2 separate regions of the Homo sapiens genome follow, and region 1 is linked to region 2. Evidence: read pairs that join two places in POLR2A ChIA-PET (ENCODE). Cell type or tissue: MCF 10A. All regions are shown on one strand. Each heading gives the region's core, and the rest is flanking DNA. Links, peaks and the distances in the headings are about the cores only.

Region 1 (4,395 bases), core at 128-4,127, 2.0 Mb before region 2:
CCATAAAAGGTGAAATTTATTGCATGTAAATTAAAAAGAAAAATTTTCAATGTTGTAAAGTCTATTGATAAGGAGAAGCAGCATAGAACAGTCATGTTACAAAGCAATCTGTACTTGTAAATATATGCACACAGACATATGTGAACAAATACGGAGACAGTGTTACACACAATGTGACTAGTGTTCATCTCTGATGAGTAAGATACTAGGACATGTGTTTTTTTCTTTTAACTTAGAGGTATTTTCTAATTTTTCTTAAATTGGTATTACTTGTGTGATTTCTTTAAGAAGTAATTTAAAAACAAGCAAATAAAAAAATAACTGCAAGCTGCTCTGGGAAGCCTTTCCTCATCCCTCCACAATAAACCTCTCCCTCTGCAGGCTTCCTGCTGTCTCCTCAAATCTCCTAACACTTGGCTGCCCTGTCCCCATAGTCAGCTCTTCCCTCTCCTGCTCGCTGTGCTAAGTGAGGAAGTGCAGTTTACCGCACGGTGGGGCCTGTCTCCGGAATCGCGTCTAGCTGGCTCCCTGCTCTATCCCTCCCGAACAGACACTCAGGAAAATAGCTGAGTAATGACTGACCAACAGGGCATGAACAGGCATCTACGAAACAGTCATTAAACCATGTCCACAGGCAACTGGACACTATCCAAAGGTTGATAATTAATGTTCCATGTCAGCCTAAAACATGGGCTCAGGTGAAGGGCCACTTAAGTTTCTAGAAATTATTTGGGAGAAAACATACAAAGCTGGTTTATCACTTGCCACATCTGTGAATAAGAGACTTCAGATTGCTAATATGTAAGGTAATAAGCTTCAAAATTATCCCAACATCAGCCAGACTGGTGCTGCGGATGGACTGTAACCCGTATAAATTTCAGGTTCAAAGATTCAGCTACAGGAATATAGAGTAGGGAGAACAGACTTGATAAAAGCAGCCAAGTGAAAACAGACCTGGTGATTTTAGCTGACATCAGTCACACTGAGGCTAAACGCTTGTCAGTTAAGGATGAAGTAAAAGACTGTCATTTTTAGTGGGAAGTAGAGCTAAGCAGTCCCAAATCTTTTCTATAATGCTCTGTTTTCATATTCACAGGCAGAAAAGTCTGTTCGCTAATATGAAAAGATAGTAACATTAAGTCCAAATTTTATTAAAATGGATCCTTTTATATGATTCCTTGCACATGCCAGGAATATCCCAGAGTAATACTTAAAACATTTCCTTACTATAGGCCGGGCACGGTGGCTCACATCTGTAATCCCAGCACTTTGGGAGGCCAAGGTGGGTGGATCACCTGAGGTCAGAAGTTCAAGACCAGCCTGGCCAACACGGTGAAACCCCCATCTCTACTAAAACAACAAAAAAATTAGCCGGGCATAGTGGTGCATGCCTGTAATTCCAGCTACTCAGGAGGCTGAGGCAGGAGAATTGCGTGAACTCGGGAGGCAGACACTGCAGTGAGCTGAGATCGCACCACTGCACTCCAGCCTGGGCAACAGAGCAAGACTCTGTCTCAAAAAAATAAAATAAAATAAAAATAAAACATTTCCTTACTACAAAAACAAAACAAACAAAAAACCAAAACACCATGCCACCGTGATTCATCTCTACACAAGCCAGGGCCCCAGCAGCCTGCAAGCCAGGAGCCTATTTGGCTATCAGACAATAAAAACAGACAACAAAAACAAATTAGAAAGCTTCCAAGTATCATAAATTTGGAATTCCAGTTCCAGTTAATGAAGTAGGTACACTCCAGCCTGTCTGTCCCACTGAATGCTGCTATCAAACTGGAAACAATGCACAGAGCAGCTATTTCAGGACACTGAAAAACAAATCAAAGTAGGCAGATGGTGAAGATGCCCAGAGTTCAAAGCACCACAGAACCAACAGTCAGGCTCCTATTTTTCCTCCAGTGTTCCCCAGCTTAGACTCTAAGGAGCCTCAAACCCAGAAAAACCCAGAAAAGAGAGCCTGGTATAGATAGGGAGTCCAGGACAATCCTCTAGTTCTGGCCAGAAAAGTAGACAGGGGGATTTTCCTAACACTCATAGACATTGAACACAATCCTGGGTTTTATTTTCCTTTTAACTTTTTTTTTCCTTCATTCTCACTTAGATTTCAGACCCCAGACAACCCTGAAGTGTCAGAGGCAATGCAGCAGCAGGAGGCTACAGATGTCCACAACAGAGGAGTCGACTCAGAGGAACCCGAGTTCTTAGGGCATGAGCGAACCCCCTTGCTTTCCCCTTCCCCTGTCCTCCCACCATGTGGCCTAGGACATGGACACAGCTGTGGAAACTGTTCAACAGAGTAGGGTAACTAAAGAACCAGCTTTTGGGACACAGACCCGAAAGAGGAGTTCTAAGGGCTGGAAAATACCAAGGAACTGGCAGAAAGAGGAAGCAAACCCATAAAGTTCTATAAACTCCTGTTTATAAATCAAAACACCAAGCCCATAAAGCTTATAAACTCCTGAGCTCACCCAAAGTTGTATATATATGTGTATCTGACCCTAAACAGTGCAGTAAAGACGTTGAGAATGAACTATGGGATAGCTCACCACCTAGGTCCCAGACTGACCACTGGGTGGCATATACCGAGCAAAGATTCAAATAGCATCACAAAGGCTTTGAAACAGAATTGATATTGAACCTTCAACCCACAGAAGACTGACCAGAACTTCTCACTTGAACCCAGCCAGGTTGATTGCTTTCGAAAACAAAACAAAAATCAACATTCTTCATAGGATTTAAACAAGACCAGAGTCCCATAACATAATAAACAAATGTCCACGATATAATTCTAAATTACTTGGCATACAAAGAACCAGGAAAATCTCAATTCATATGGAAAAAGACAATCAACAGATGCCAATGCCAAGATGACACAGTTGTTGGAATTATCAGATTGTAAAGCAGCTATAATAAAATAACCCAAGATTAGCCAGGCATGGTGGTATACCCCTGCAGTCCCAGCTAATCAGGAGGCTGAAGCGGGAGGATTACTGGAGCCCAGGAGTTCAAGGTTACAGTGAGTGATGAGCTACCTTCTGCTATCCAGCCCATCCATTTTTATTTTGGATACTACGTTCTATGGTTCTAAGATTTTCATTTGCTTTTTTTTTTTTTTTTTTTTTTTTTTTTTGAGACAGAGTCTAGCTCTGTCGTCAGGCTGGAGTTCAGTGGTGCGATCTTGGCTCACTGCAACCTCCGCCTCCCGAATTCAAGCGATTCTCCTGCCTCAGCCTCCCAAGTAGCTGGGATTACAGGCAAGCGCCGCCACACCGAGCTAATTTTTGTATTTTTAGTAAAGACAGGGATTCACCATGTTGACCAGGATGGTCTCAATCTCCTGACCTCGTGATCCACCCACCTCGGCCTCCCAAAGTGCTGGGATCACAGGTGTGAGCCAACACACCCGGCCCATTTGCTTCTTTATATCTTCTATTTCTTAGCTGAGACTTTCTGTCTTTCTATTTGTTTAAAGAGTACGCATCCCTACTTCTTGGATTATTTTATATAAAGCTTAGAACAGGCCAGGTGCAGTGGCACATGCCTGTAATCCTATCACTTTGGGAGGCTGAGGCAGGCAGATCACCTGAGCTCAGGAGTTTGAGACCAGCCTGGCCAACATGGTGAAACTCTGTCTCTACTAAAAATACAAAAATTAGCTGGGCATGGTGGTGGGCACCTGTAGTCCCAGCTACTCTGGAGGCTGAGGCAGGAGAATTGCTTGAACCCGGGAGGCAGAGGTTGCAGTGAGCCAAGATCGCACCACTGCACTTCCAGCCTGGGTGACAGAGTGAGACTCCGTCTCAAAAAAAAAAAAAAAAAATTTCAGATAAAGGAAAATGAAGAGAACTCATAGCCAACAAATCTGCTCTAAATGAAACGCTATGAGGTTCTTCATGGAGAATGGAAATGATACCAGAGGGAAACTTGGAATATCAGTAGTGAAAGAAAAGCAACAGAAATGGTAAAAACCTCGGTAAACATAATATACAATTCTTCTCGAGTTATTTCAAGTATGCATGATGGTTAAGAGCAAAATCTGTAACAATGTTGGGATTTCAATGTATTTGACAACGAAAACAAAGTAGGAGGGTAAAGGGACCTATGTACTTGCAAGGTTTCTGTATTTCATTCTAAGTAATGAAATGTTAATTATAAGTAAAGTGTACAATATTAATGTTATAATTATGTGTATGTATAATGTAATTCGTAGACCAAACACTTAAAAAAAAAACTATATAAAGAGATACTAGTCAAAACTCAATAAATCAATTATAATGAAATACTAACAAATATTCAAAGACTCCAAAAGAAAAGAGGAAAGGGAAAACAGGAACAAAACAGAGGGAACAAACAGAAAATAAATAACAAAATGGTAGGTTT
Region 2 (4,395 bases), core at 231-4,230:
GTACCAGTATGGAGACAATGGCTGAAGTCCCAGTTGTACCAGTATGGAGGCCAGGGTCTCTGAAGTCTTCCCTGGAACCAGGATATTGGCCCCCACTCCCAGCAACCCTTCTCAACTCCCCTCCCGATTCTCAGACTGGAGGACCATGTCTGCCTCAGTTGCCTTTTTCTCATTTCATTTAGTCACCTGGCATTGCCAACCCAGGCAGCAGGGCTGGCAAGGAAGGGCTGTGAAAACTCACCACCACCACCCAGATACCACCTAATAGCTTACTGAATTCCAGAATCACACTATGTACTTTATGTAATAAGCCCCTTTAATCCTCCTAAAAGCCCCATGAGGTGGGTGGAATTGGCCCCATTTAACTGGATAGGAAACCTCGGCTTGTCACTTTGTAACTATCTAAGGTCACCCAGCTAATAAATTGTGGTGTCACATTTTGAACACAGGTGTGACCCCCTAAGTATGAGGCACTGACCATTTGGCAATCAGGGTGGGAAAGGGAAAGATATTTGGAGTCTTCTGGCCCCAGCCAAATTAGAGGAAGATTGGAAATAGTTAACTTCTGACCCAAGGGCTTTGAATTCCTATTCTCTCCACAGGCCCCTGCTAATCGCCAGGAGGGTTGGGGTTGGCAGGCACTTCTGCCCAGGACCTCTGGCCTCCCTTTTAAGATATGGGGGAACAGGGAGGGTTCAGATACCAGGTCTGAGAGCACTCAAACTGACAGCCCTCTGCAGAGAACTGTCACCCCACCCCCACCTGCCTCCAGCAGCAAAGACCTCCCACCTCTTGCTCTGGGTAGAAGAGCTTGACAGACCCTTCCTCACTCGCTCCTCCTCCCCCAGCCAAATCTGGGCATCCTCAGGGCTCTGGGTTACCTAGAGCATCAGAGGTCTGCAAATTCCTCCAGCTGACAGAATTCCCTCCAGGCTGCAGCTGCCTCTGTCTGCTGGACTTAAGAGTGTTGGGGACCTGCTGCTTGGGCAGTGAACCAGAATGCCTCACCTGGGGAAAGAAAGCCAAACGGGCTCGGTGTGATGGCTGGCACCTGTAATCCCAGCACTTTGGGAGGCCTAGGCGGGTGGATCACCTGAGCTCGGGAGTTCGAGACCAGCCTGGCCAACATGGTGAAACCCTGTCTCTACTAAAAATATAAAAATTAGCCGGGCATGGTGGCGTGTGCCTGTAATCCCAGCTACTCGGGAGGCTGAGGTAGAAGAATTGCTTGAACCTGGGAGGCAGAGGTTGCAGTGAGCCGAGATCGCACCACTGCACTCCAGCCTGGGCGACAGAGCAAGACTCTGTCTCAAAAAGCCAAACGTCTTCCTTTCTCCCTCGACCCCATCTTTGAACTCAGGACTCTGGCTCTGTGGCTGTCTAACATCTGAGGAGAGGGCTCAGAGCCAAGGCCACAGAGCTAGGAGGTGGGAGGGCTGGTGGGCTGCCTCCCTTCGTGAGAGCCTCTCCAGGTGCTACTGAACCCCAAGAGGAAAGATCTGTTTTTCCCTAGGACTCTGAGGCATCTTAGGGCTAAATGGGGAGATGGGGAATGGGGAGGTATAATCCCAGGCCCTCTTCTTCTCCTTCAATCTCAGTAGCCCCCCTTTTGTTGAAGACCACTTTAAAGTTGGAAGTTACCTATTAGCAAGAGACCTTGACAACCTGTGTTGTACGCTAGGAGGAGTAGAAGGTATTTTTGCTTGAGTTCTTACTCTAGGGTCTCACATTCGCTTTAGGAAGTCGTTGATCCCCAGGAATTAACCGTGCCTAAGAGTGCATGCGCATCTTTCTAAGAAGTCTCCTCCTTCAAATTTGGGGACCACAGGTATTCCCCATATCTCCCAGTCTTTTTCTTTCTTTTTTTTTTTTTTTTTTTTAGAGACAGGGTCTCACTATGTTGCCCAGGCTGGTCTTGAACTCCTGGCCTCAAGTGATCCACCCGCCTCAGCACCCCAAAGTTGGGATTTCCTGTGTGAGCCATCATTCCTGGCCCCCAGTCATTTTATAGAGAAGCTAGAACTACTGTTTAGAGAAATGATTTGCACTTGGGTCCATTTGGAAATTCTTCAGACTCTCGTTAAACCCAGCAGTGGGAAGAGACCTAATGGTATATATCCCAGCACAGGCAAGGGAAAAATGGATTCTAAGCTGTTTCTCATCCCAAATGATGTGGCCTGAGGCGAGTTACTGAGTCCAAGCTCCTCAGCCTTGAGGCCCTAACTTCCCTGTGCGTGCATGGGAAATGGCCCTGGAGCTATGAGAGGGCGGCTGGCTGGACTGCTCACTGGCCAGTGAGAGGGCCCAGGTGGAGGGTTCGGCTGCTCTCCTGGGTGTCTTGCTGAAGGCTGACTGCCTTCTGAGCGGCCTTTGCACAGCGTGCCCCATCTTGTTGTAACTTCAGGCAGGGGAGAAACAGCAACTTGTGAGCTCTCCCCACACAAGCCAGGACAGGACGCCAGGCCCACACACTGCCTTCTCCCTGTAGAGTCGCTTCATCCAGGCTTCCCACCGTACTTCGAAACCTGCTCTTCTCTTGTCTTTTATGGTCTTTTTCCGCTTCCAGAAGTCTCCTGCATTCCTCAGCTGGGACTTAGCCCCACTTCAACTGGTTTATCCCTGCTTTTGGCCTCTGAGTCAGTAGTTTGCAAGCTTGGCTGGTGATCAAATTGCCTGGGGAGCTTTTTATTTTTTTATCGTCTCCTCCCCAATGTATACCATTTTATATTGTTTACATAGGGACGGTTGGTTGGTTGGGATTTCAAATTAATACATGAAAATATGTTCACTGTAAAGACACACTTTTTTCAATAAAAATATGTGGCACTTACTATGTGACAGATAAAGTTCTTAGTACTTTATATGCATCAGCTCATTTAATCCTCAAACATCCCTTGAGGGAGGTACTATTGTTGTCCCCGTTTTACAGGTGAGGAAACTGAGGCCAGAGAAGTTAAGTAACTTGCCCAAGATCACACAGCTAAGTAAGTAGTAGAGCTCAGATTCAAACCTAAGCAGACTGAGCTTACACCACTGAACTCTACTGCCTGTCAATAGAAGCAAGTCAGAAATAAACACATGAAGGCTGGGGTATGGTGGCTCACAACTGTAATTCTAGCACTGTGGGAGGTTGAGGTGGGAGGATTGCTTGAACCCAGGAGTTCGAGACCAGCCTGGGCAACATGGTGAGACCCCGGTTTCTACAAAAAATACAAAAATTAGCCAGGCATGGTGGTGCATGCCTGTAGTCCCATCTACTCTACTCAGGTGGCTGGGGCAGGAGAATCGCTTGAACCTGGGAGATGGAGGTTGCAGTGAGCCAAGATCATACGACTGCACTGCACTCCAGCCTGGGCAACAGAGTGAGATGCTGTCTCAAAAAAAAAAAAAAGGATCTTTTGAGCCCGGGAGGCAGAGGTTGCAGTGAGCCAAGATCACACCACTGTACTGTAGCCTGGGTAACAGAGCAAGACCCTGTCTTCAAAAAAAACCAAAAAATAAATAAAGAGAAAAAGAAATAAACACGTGAAATTTCTTCCCCAGTTCTACTCTCTTAAGGGCAAGCACACAGTTACTGATTTTATAAGAATCCTTGTAGACCCTTTTTTTTTTTTTTTGCACAAAAAACTTATGTATGCATACAGGAATTTTAAAAACAAGAATTGGACTATATCATGCATACAAATGTTACTCTGCAGCTCGCTTTTTAACTTAGAATCACAGGCATCTTTCCAGACTGTTAAATACACATCTATCTTGTTTTTAATAGCGCCGTAGTCTTTTACATGGTGAATGTACCATGATTTATTTAGCCAGTCTTCTACTTTTATCTTTTACAGATGTGGTGTAGGGAAGAGTTAACATCAAAATTGTGAAGTGTTTGGATTTTTAGCAATCTAACTATCAGTAATTGCCTTATTAGGAAAGACTGCTGTAGAAAGATGATCGAGTGAACTGTTCATCTTAACATCATCCAGATAAATTGAGCTTTCATGTTTAAACAATACCTTTAATACAGACTCTGCTGTAAACTTAAGGTTACTATACCATTTAAAAATAGTTTTCATACTAACTTTTGTTTTATGACTATCTAAATAATAGTCAATAGTTTCAAAAGCATATGAATTCACCAAAAATCAAAAACTTTTAAATTGCATGACTCAGAAGTAAACTACCACATTCATTCACACTAGCATTATTTTCCCTGGGTGTTGAGAGATTGAGAATGTGTCATCAGTCAATTCAAAGTGCATTTTTTTCTCAAGTTTTTCTTTAGATTTCAAAATCTAGTTAGCAAGCATTTTGCTGAATAAAAGTTGATTTCCAGTCTTAAAGCAGACACTCATTTCTGTTCTTATTTTCCCCCCAAGAGGAGCTTATGAGTTTTTTTCTTAA

What was found. ChIA-PET counts read pairs that join two places held together with the same protein. Peaks named below come from ENCODE experiments on the same cell type or tissue, not always from the same donor. Only the 100,000 strongest peaks of a DNase experiment are listed, where the experiment ranks them.
Region 1: POLR2A ChIA-PET joins it to region 2 with 6 read pairs; 1 of 35 experiments calls an interaction of 5 or more read pairs at or near these places.

Annotation. Positions count from the first base shown.
Region 1 is chr16:66,660,417-66,664,811 of GRCh38, forward strand. All of the region lies in intron 1 of CMTM4 (CKLF like MARVEL transmembrane domain containing 4), which reads right to left. Among named protein-coding and RNA genes, the nearest start is that of CMTM4, 34 kb to the right of the region's middle. In MCF 10A, for the core only: a CTCF peak has its summit at 2,598; DNase peaks (open chromatin) are centred at 505 and 2,585.
Region 2 is chr16:68,656,203-68,660,597 of GRCh38, forward strand. All of the region lies in intron 2 of CDH3 (cadherin 3), which reads left to right. Among named protein-coding and RNA genes, the nearest start is that of CDH3-AS1, 12 kb to the left of the region's middle. RefSeq lists an enhancer at 1,857-2,357. In MCF 10A, for the core only: no CTCF peak of the experiment used is centred there; DNase peaks (open chromatin) are centred at 2,559 and 4,219.